Regions from separate parts of the Mus musculus genome. Here region 2 is linked to region 1. A link is a loop called in an ENCODE intact Hi-C map of the cell type or tissue named here. Cell type or tissue: left cerebral cortex. All regions are shown on one strand. Each heading gives the region's core, and the rest is flanking DNA. Links, peaks and the distances in the headings are about the cores only.

Region 1 (3,363 bases), core at 402-2,901:
TGTGTATGTGAACAGCAAGCGCTCTTCACTGTTGAGCTGTCTCACCAGCTCCGTGGTCTTGAACTTTTAGCCTCTCCAAACCCTGAGCTGAGTAAACCTTTCATCTCTGTCATGTTACTTGCCTCAGACACTTCATTGCAATCTCGCAAAGCTGGCTGATACACACCAATCACCCCAGACGTTTCTCACTGAAGGCCAGCCACCACCCTGACTTGTGTAGGTTGTATACAGTGATTAGAGCGCTCTTTCACCCTACCCGAGTGCTTTTGCTTGTCACCATTGGCCCATGATGCTGAGTCTGCTCATATATATAATTTTTTTTGACACAATGTTTCTTTGTGTACCCCTGGCTGTCCTGGAACTCCCTCTGTAGGCCAGATTGGCCTCAAATTTAGAGGTCTGCCTGCTTCTGTCTCAAGTGCAAGGATTAAAGATGTTCACCATCATCACCATTTGGCCGTAATCGTATCTTTAAGTTTTTTCCTAAGTGGTCTATTTTATTTTATGTGTCTGAGTGTTTTGGCTGAATGTATGTCTGTATCATGTGCCTGGTACCCAACAGAGGTCAGAAGAAGGCATCATGATCTCCTGGAACTGGAGTTATGGAGTGTCGTGAGCCACCGTGTGGGTGCCAGGAACCAAAGCCACGTCCTCTGCAAGAGGTCAAGCCATCTCTCCAGCCCCCAGGGATCATATCTGGAACGGGAGACCTCACCAGATAACTAGTAAATGTGGCTTAAAGAAGACTTTACGTCTCCCAAGTGCTTTCCCTCCTCTCAAAAGCAGCACCCTACGGACCACAGCGAAGCCTGGACAGCCAAGCCACACCCACCGCCAGTGTAGATAGGGTTGTTGAACGCCGAGGATGATTAGAAGGCCATCTGCAGTAGGGTTTTGTGTGGCTTCTATCTTGAGGGCTTGCAGCAGAACAGCCCTGGGGATCTCAGGGCTTGGAAAGATAAATACCATTTGTCTGTCACCAGGTCGCAGCTGGCTGTGGACGTTTTTGTGCAAAGTCAGCTCACTGAGCCCTGCCGCACTTTGCCAGGGGAACGCGCTTGCTTTGGCCCCGTGTTTTCCTCAATGCTGCGGCATGGCGTGGCATGGCTGAGCACACAGACAGACAGGCGGCAAGTATGTCCTGGGAGTGGGGAGCATGCAGGAAATTCCGCGAGGCTCAGAAGCCTGCAGCTGGGGCCCTTGCTACCCACAGCAGTGAGCAGCCTGATAACCCTGCTTATCTCCAGAGATTGTCTCCCAACTCCACCTGCACTGGAGACGTAGATGACTGGGGTGGCCAGGCTGACTGAAAGAACAACACAAAGAAAACGACACAACTCTATTGCCCTAAGACAGTCTAGGCATCCCGTATGATCACGATTATGTGAAAATTTCAAATTTGAGATATCTAGAATAGTTTCAGCACACAAAATTTGGGAAAGCACGAGTCATTTGCTGTTTTTTTTTTTTTTCCCCCAATGTGGAAAAAAAACCAGACAGAATCTTGTGTCCTGTGCTGTAGCAGTGATTCATGCATTTCCTGATCTATTGCGCCCCCTAGTGTTGCGTTTGACTCATAACCCCTTGTTCTGAGTGAAGCCTGGAATTCAATCTCAATAAAAAAACGATGGCTCCCCTTTCATTGCTTGATCTCCAAGAAAACTTCCGCTTCTTTTGAGTCTCTGGAAACTAAACCTGCGTCACCCTGACGTCTAAAATAGAGAAGGCACAGAGCTTTGCATGTGGTCCCAAATGAAATCGCCCACGTTTTCACAGCAGGAGGCGGCTAGACAAGGTCTAATGGAGAAGTTGTCTCCTAGTGTGTGAGGGATACACACGTCCCATCTGGATCCCGTCATCCCACCTGGCTTGGAAGCAGATCCAGAGAGCATCTGCTCTCTTTATAGTTTGCCCTACAATCTACTTCAGTGCATCTGTGTAGGATGGCAAACGCTGCCTTAATCATTTCCCAAAATAAAGACACCTTTGCCATCGTTGGAGCTCAGAAACTCTGCGTTTACATGGCTTAAAGGCTTTGGCACACTCCAGTGTGAGCCCTGGCCTACACTTTGGGTAATTTGTATGCGTGTGAAGGCAGCATCATTTTGGGTAGTTTTTCAAAGGAAGTATTAAGGGCAAGAATATTATTTTAAGTGATGGGAAGGAAAAAAAAAAGGTGTGAATTTAGTTCCAGACTCTAGAGAAGAGGAGAGAAGATGTATACTCCTGTCTGAGACATTGCAAACCACTCTAGGATGGCCGAACAACTTCTCGCCCTGCCCACCTGTTCAGAAAATGGCAGGAAGTCCTCCAGTATGCTCAGACTCCTGAGGATACAAAAACCTCAGAAGTGCAGTCAGGCCTCTGTGTGGATAAATGTTGTGCAAATTGATGGGGTGTTTTACCACCCTAGAGATTAATTTTTATCTATTTGTTATTTTTACATGTGTTTGCTGATGTACAATATGAGTGTACAGGACCGCAACGAGGCTAGAAGAGTATATAAGATGTCCTGGAACTGGAGTTACAGGTAGTTGTGAGCCATTACATGAACGCTTAGGGAACCAGATCCCGGTCCTTTGTAAGAACAATATGTGTTCTCAATTGCTGAGCTGCCTCTCTAGCTCCATAAAAATAAAATAAAATAAAATAAAGACAACAACCCCCCAGCCATATATATAGTTTTGTTTGTTTGTTTGTTTGTTTTTGAGACAGGGTTTCTCTGTGTAGCCCTGACTGTCCTGGAACTCACTCTGTAGACCAGGATGTCCTCAAACCCACAGAGATCCACCTGCCTCTGCCTCCTGAATGCTGGGAGTAAAGGCATGTGCTACCACTGCCTGGCCCTTCCAAATATCTTAGAGAAAACAAATTTTAGATTTATATTCTTGAGACTGGAGAGATTTCTTAGCAGTTAACAGTACTTGTTGCTAGCCAGGAAGTGTGGCACATGCCTTTAATCCCAGCATTCCGGAGGCAGAGGCAGGAGGATCTCTATGAGTTTATGGCCAGACTGATTTACATAGTGAATTTCAGGATAGTCAAAAAAAGAAAGCTATATAGAGGTCACCCACACCCACCAAAAAACTTGTTACTGTAGCATGTAATTTTTAAAATGTGCTTGCTCTTTCTCAAGAGCTCTGCCAAGCTGCCAACGACTGCCCCAGCTATGCCCTTTCACCTGCCCATCTTAGTCACCATGAATGGAAAACACCAGATAGACTTAATATTCTTTTTTAAAATATTTATTTATTATATGTAAGTACACTGTGGCTGTCTTCAGACACTCCTGCCCCATCTTAGTCACCATGGATGGAAAACACCAGATAGACAATATTCTTTTTGAAAATATTTATTTGTTTG
Region 2 (3,363 bases), core at 332-2,831, 80 kb before region 1:
TCAATATGTCCCTCTGAGATGATGCTTTTGTTTTTAATCTCCCCATGCCCTCTAACTAGTGCCCTTGCACATTCAACCACGTGTGTTGTGCCCGTGCTTCCCAGAACAGCCATGGGGTTTTGGGCTCACTCCGTGTGGTTTGCTCCGTGGTGCACAAAGGCTTTCTGTAGAGAATTTGGAGTTTTGGCTAGGGAAGACCCTCCTTCGGACTGCCTCTTTACTCTGAGTGAAGTTGAGGAAAAGGTATATGGAAGCCAAAACACTGGGAGCCCTAGGACACAGCGGAAAGGAAGAATTAACAGAACCCTGCTGAGTTGTGCCCAACCCCGAGGCTATGGGGGTAGGCCTGCTTCTCCAAGCCAGTCACTGAAACTGCGTAATGGAGCTAGCAACTTCTGGGGAGTGGGTGACCATGGCTTCCCAGTTACAGCTAGAGTCCTGCTGTGAAATGCAGGATGCCGCTGTTCAGCAGCTCACCTCTGTTGTTGTTCAGGCCTTAACCAGGTTCTGTGCTATTTCTGTATCTGCTGCTTTTGCCAGACCACTGACAGCCGCCCCCTCCCTCCCTTCAACCCCCACCCCCCACCTCAACCCCCACCCCCACCCCCACCCCCTGCTTCTGTGGTGTCAGGTAGTTCCGATGATGAGTTCTGCCCCAGGGACTGATTCATGCCACATGCCTGTCCTGCCCTAGCTCCACATTCCTTGACCACTGTGATTAAGGACCATTCATTCAGCTTGATACTCTGAGAGGGAAGTTCTGGCCGGCAGGAATGTCAGCCTAAAAGATACTGGAAAATAGCAAGTGGAGAATGAAGTCAGCACAGAACCAAGCCAAGCTGGGCAAGATGGACGCCTCTGAACACCCAGATGGAGCCCTTCCTGAAACTAGATAGCATTGTGGCTTGGCTATGTCTCTGGATTCATAAACTTCTTACTTCTTCTGACCGTTGTTACTCTAATTTAATCTCCTCTGACTTTTTAGGGGACCCAAAACCTTAGCTACCACTTCTGAATGAAATGTGGGGCTTCAGGTCACGTGGCCCACCAGACTTGAGTCTCCCATGGTGTGTAGGGCTTTTGCCTGCTCTGACTTTTGGCCATCTCTTGACCCATGGTGACCTTGAGAGATGCTCTCTGGGCTTTTCTCCAGCTCTTAACTATAACCCTAGGGCTTAGAATCTCTGTCCTCAGCTAAGGAAAAGTGAACGATCCACTGGTCTCCCAAGGCTAGCTGGGACTTGGTGTTAGCCTCCTGCTCTTGTGCACTAGTGCACATGGCCCTTCCTTCTCCACTTCTGTTGGTCTCCTGACCCACTTACCCATTCTGCTCTCCCTTGAGCCCTCTCATAGATACCATGACCAACCTTGGGTAGTAGAGAACAGATGAGGTGTTTTCAACTCTTAACTTTCCCCCTCTAGATCCCAATTTCCACACAAAGGCTCAGACACTCTAGGCACTTGTACAAGCCCATCCAAAGGGCTACCCACAGCTGCTACCCACCAGCAAGCCAGAGGGTGGGAAGTGTGAACACACAGGAGGGGAGAGGATGCAGCGTGGGGATACAGACGGTGCGCCTCCCAAAATGTGCTGCTGCACATCTGCCCAGAGAAAAAGGGAGGCTCGGAATCGCCAGCTTTTTGTTATTTTTACTTTTTGGTGCGAGGGGCCATCTGTGCAGGTTTGAGTTTGTCTGGAGGCAACAGGGTTGCAGATGAAATTCAAATACAAGCTTACTTCGCAGGCTGTCATGCAGAGACTTTCTCCAGGAGCTGGGATGGCAGTGCTGGTATTTTGTTTTTAATAGCATCAGCACATGCCAGGGTCCAGCAGCTGTGCACGTGGGACCTTCCACCAGCCCAGCCTACCGCAGCCACAGTCCTTTCAGCAAAGGCTCAGAAGGCTGGGATCACCAGTCCAGTGGAGGGAACAGGGTGGCAATAGCAGAGATGGAGTGGGAACAATTCTGAAGCCCACAATAGCATCATGATCCTTCCCAACTATGCCCATGAATTTGCTGCTGAGGACTTGGACTCATCGGACCCCTATGGGTCTTGCTTCCCCCCTTCTTCTGTCCCTCTCTCCCATTGTGTGTGTGTGTGTGTGTGTGTGTGTGTGTGTGTGTGTGTGTGTGTGTGTATGTGTTACAAGGAATTGAACCAAGGACCTCCTACATACTAGGCAAGTGCAGTCTACGAGTTAGAATCACCTCCCTCTTTTCACTTTCTATTTTGAGACTCAAGCTACCGGGGCTGTCCCTGAACTTTGAATCTTCCTGCCATAGCCTCCTGAGGACCTGGGACTACAAGCTATGTCATCAGACTCAGCAGGGCCCTAATTTGATGGCTGCCTACTGCCTGGCACTTGTACCCCAACCCCATCCCCACCCTATGCTGATGAAGTTTATATTCACTTAAGAACAGTCACTTGTTACTAGACACTGGATAGATGCTTCCTTGAGGCCTCTCCCCTGCCCTGGATGGCCAGCCACATCCTCCTGGGGCTCCGCTCAGCAGGAAAAGAGAGAATCACAGGCAAGTTTAGAAAGTCTTCCATGAGCCTGGGGTGAGAGGGCAATGATAGGTAGCCAACTAAATTCAGTATAATAACAGCAAGGACCAAGGCGTGGTCTCTTTCCTCCTTCCCCCCTCCCACTCTCCTTCCTTTTGACTCCCCCCACCCCCGTTACCTCCCATCACTATCCTCTTCTGTCCCCCTTGTCCTCCCCTCCCTCTTGCTTACCTTTCCCTCTTCTTTAATAAGGAGCCCTTGCTGAGTGTGGTGATCCATGCCTTTAATTCTAGCTCCCAGGAAGCAGAGTCAAGCAGATTGCTGTGAGTTCAAGGACAGCCTGGTCTACATAAAGTCTTTTAATGAGGAATAGTATTAGAGACACACAAAGATCTTCAGTCCTGAATGATATTTTCAGACACACACACACACACACACACAGAGGGAGAGGGAGAGAGAGAGAGAGAGAGAGAGAGAGAGAGAGAGAGACTCTGCAGTTGCTCTGGGAGGCCAGGTTAGATCCCAAAGTCCGAGAGCCTCCCTCCACATGGGATTAAAGAGGAGCAAGATGGAGGAAGGTGAGGAGGAGGTTAAGGTCAGGCAAGACTGCTGCCTTCACTCCTCCGGCACAATCATGGCAGAGTGAATGTATAGATAAGAGCTTCCACGGCCTCACAGTCTCTGGTGCTGACTAGCTGGGCAGACAGAGTTTTTTTTCCTAATCAAAACAAAAAGACAAATTACTAGCATCAAGTGGGTACGTTCACAGTAGATGACTGAAGTACCATTGATAGGAGCATAAAAGAAATATAAGCCGGGCGTGGTGGCACACTCCTTTAATCCCAGCACTT

Evidence for each region. A loop is a pair of places that touch in the nucleus more often than their neighbours do. Peaks named below come from ENCODE experiments on the same cell type or tissue, not always from the same donor. Only the 100,000 strongest peaks of a DNase experiment are listed, where the experiment ranks them.
Region 2: it touches region 1 in a loop (10-fold over the local background); 3 of 42 quality-filtered maps call a loop at or near these places.

Annotation. Positions count from the first base shown.
Region 1 is chr7:38,166,275-38,169,637 of GRCm38, forward strand. No RefSeq gene overlaps it. Among named protein-coding and RNA genes, the nearest start is that of D530033B14Rik, 16 kb to the right of the region's middle. In left cerebral cortex, for the core only: a CTCF peak has its summit at 1,562 (motif pointing left); a DNase peak (open chromatin) is centred at 1,712.
Region 2 is chr7:38,086,389-38,089,751 of GRCm38, forward strand. All of the region lies in intron 3 of Gm30771 (a long non-coding RNA gene), which reads left to right. Among named protein-coding and RNA genes, the nearest start is that of Ccne1, 19 kb to the right of the region's middle. In left cerebral cortex, for the core only: no CTCF peak of the experiment used is centred there; DNase peaks (open chromatin) are centred at 1,622 and 2,171; H3K27ac peaks cover 533 bases.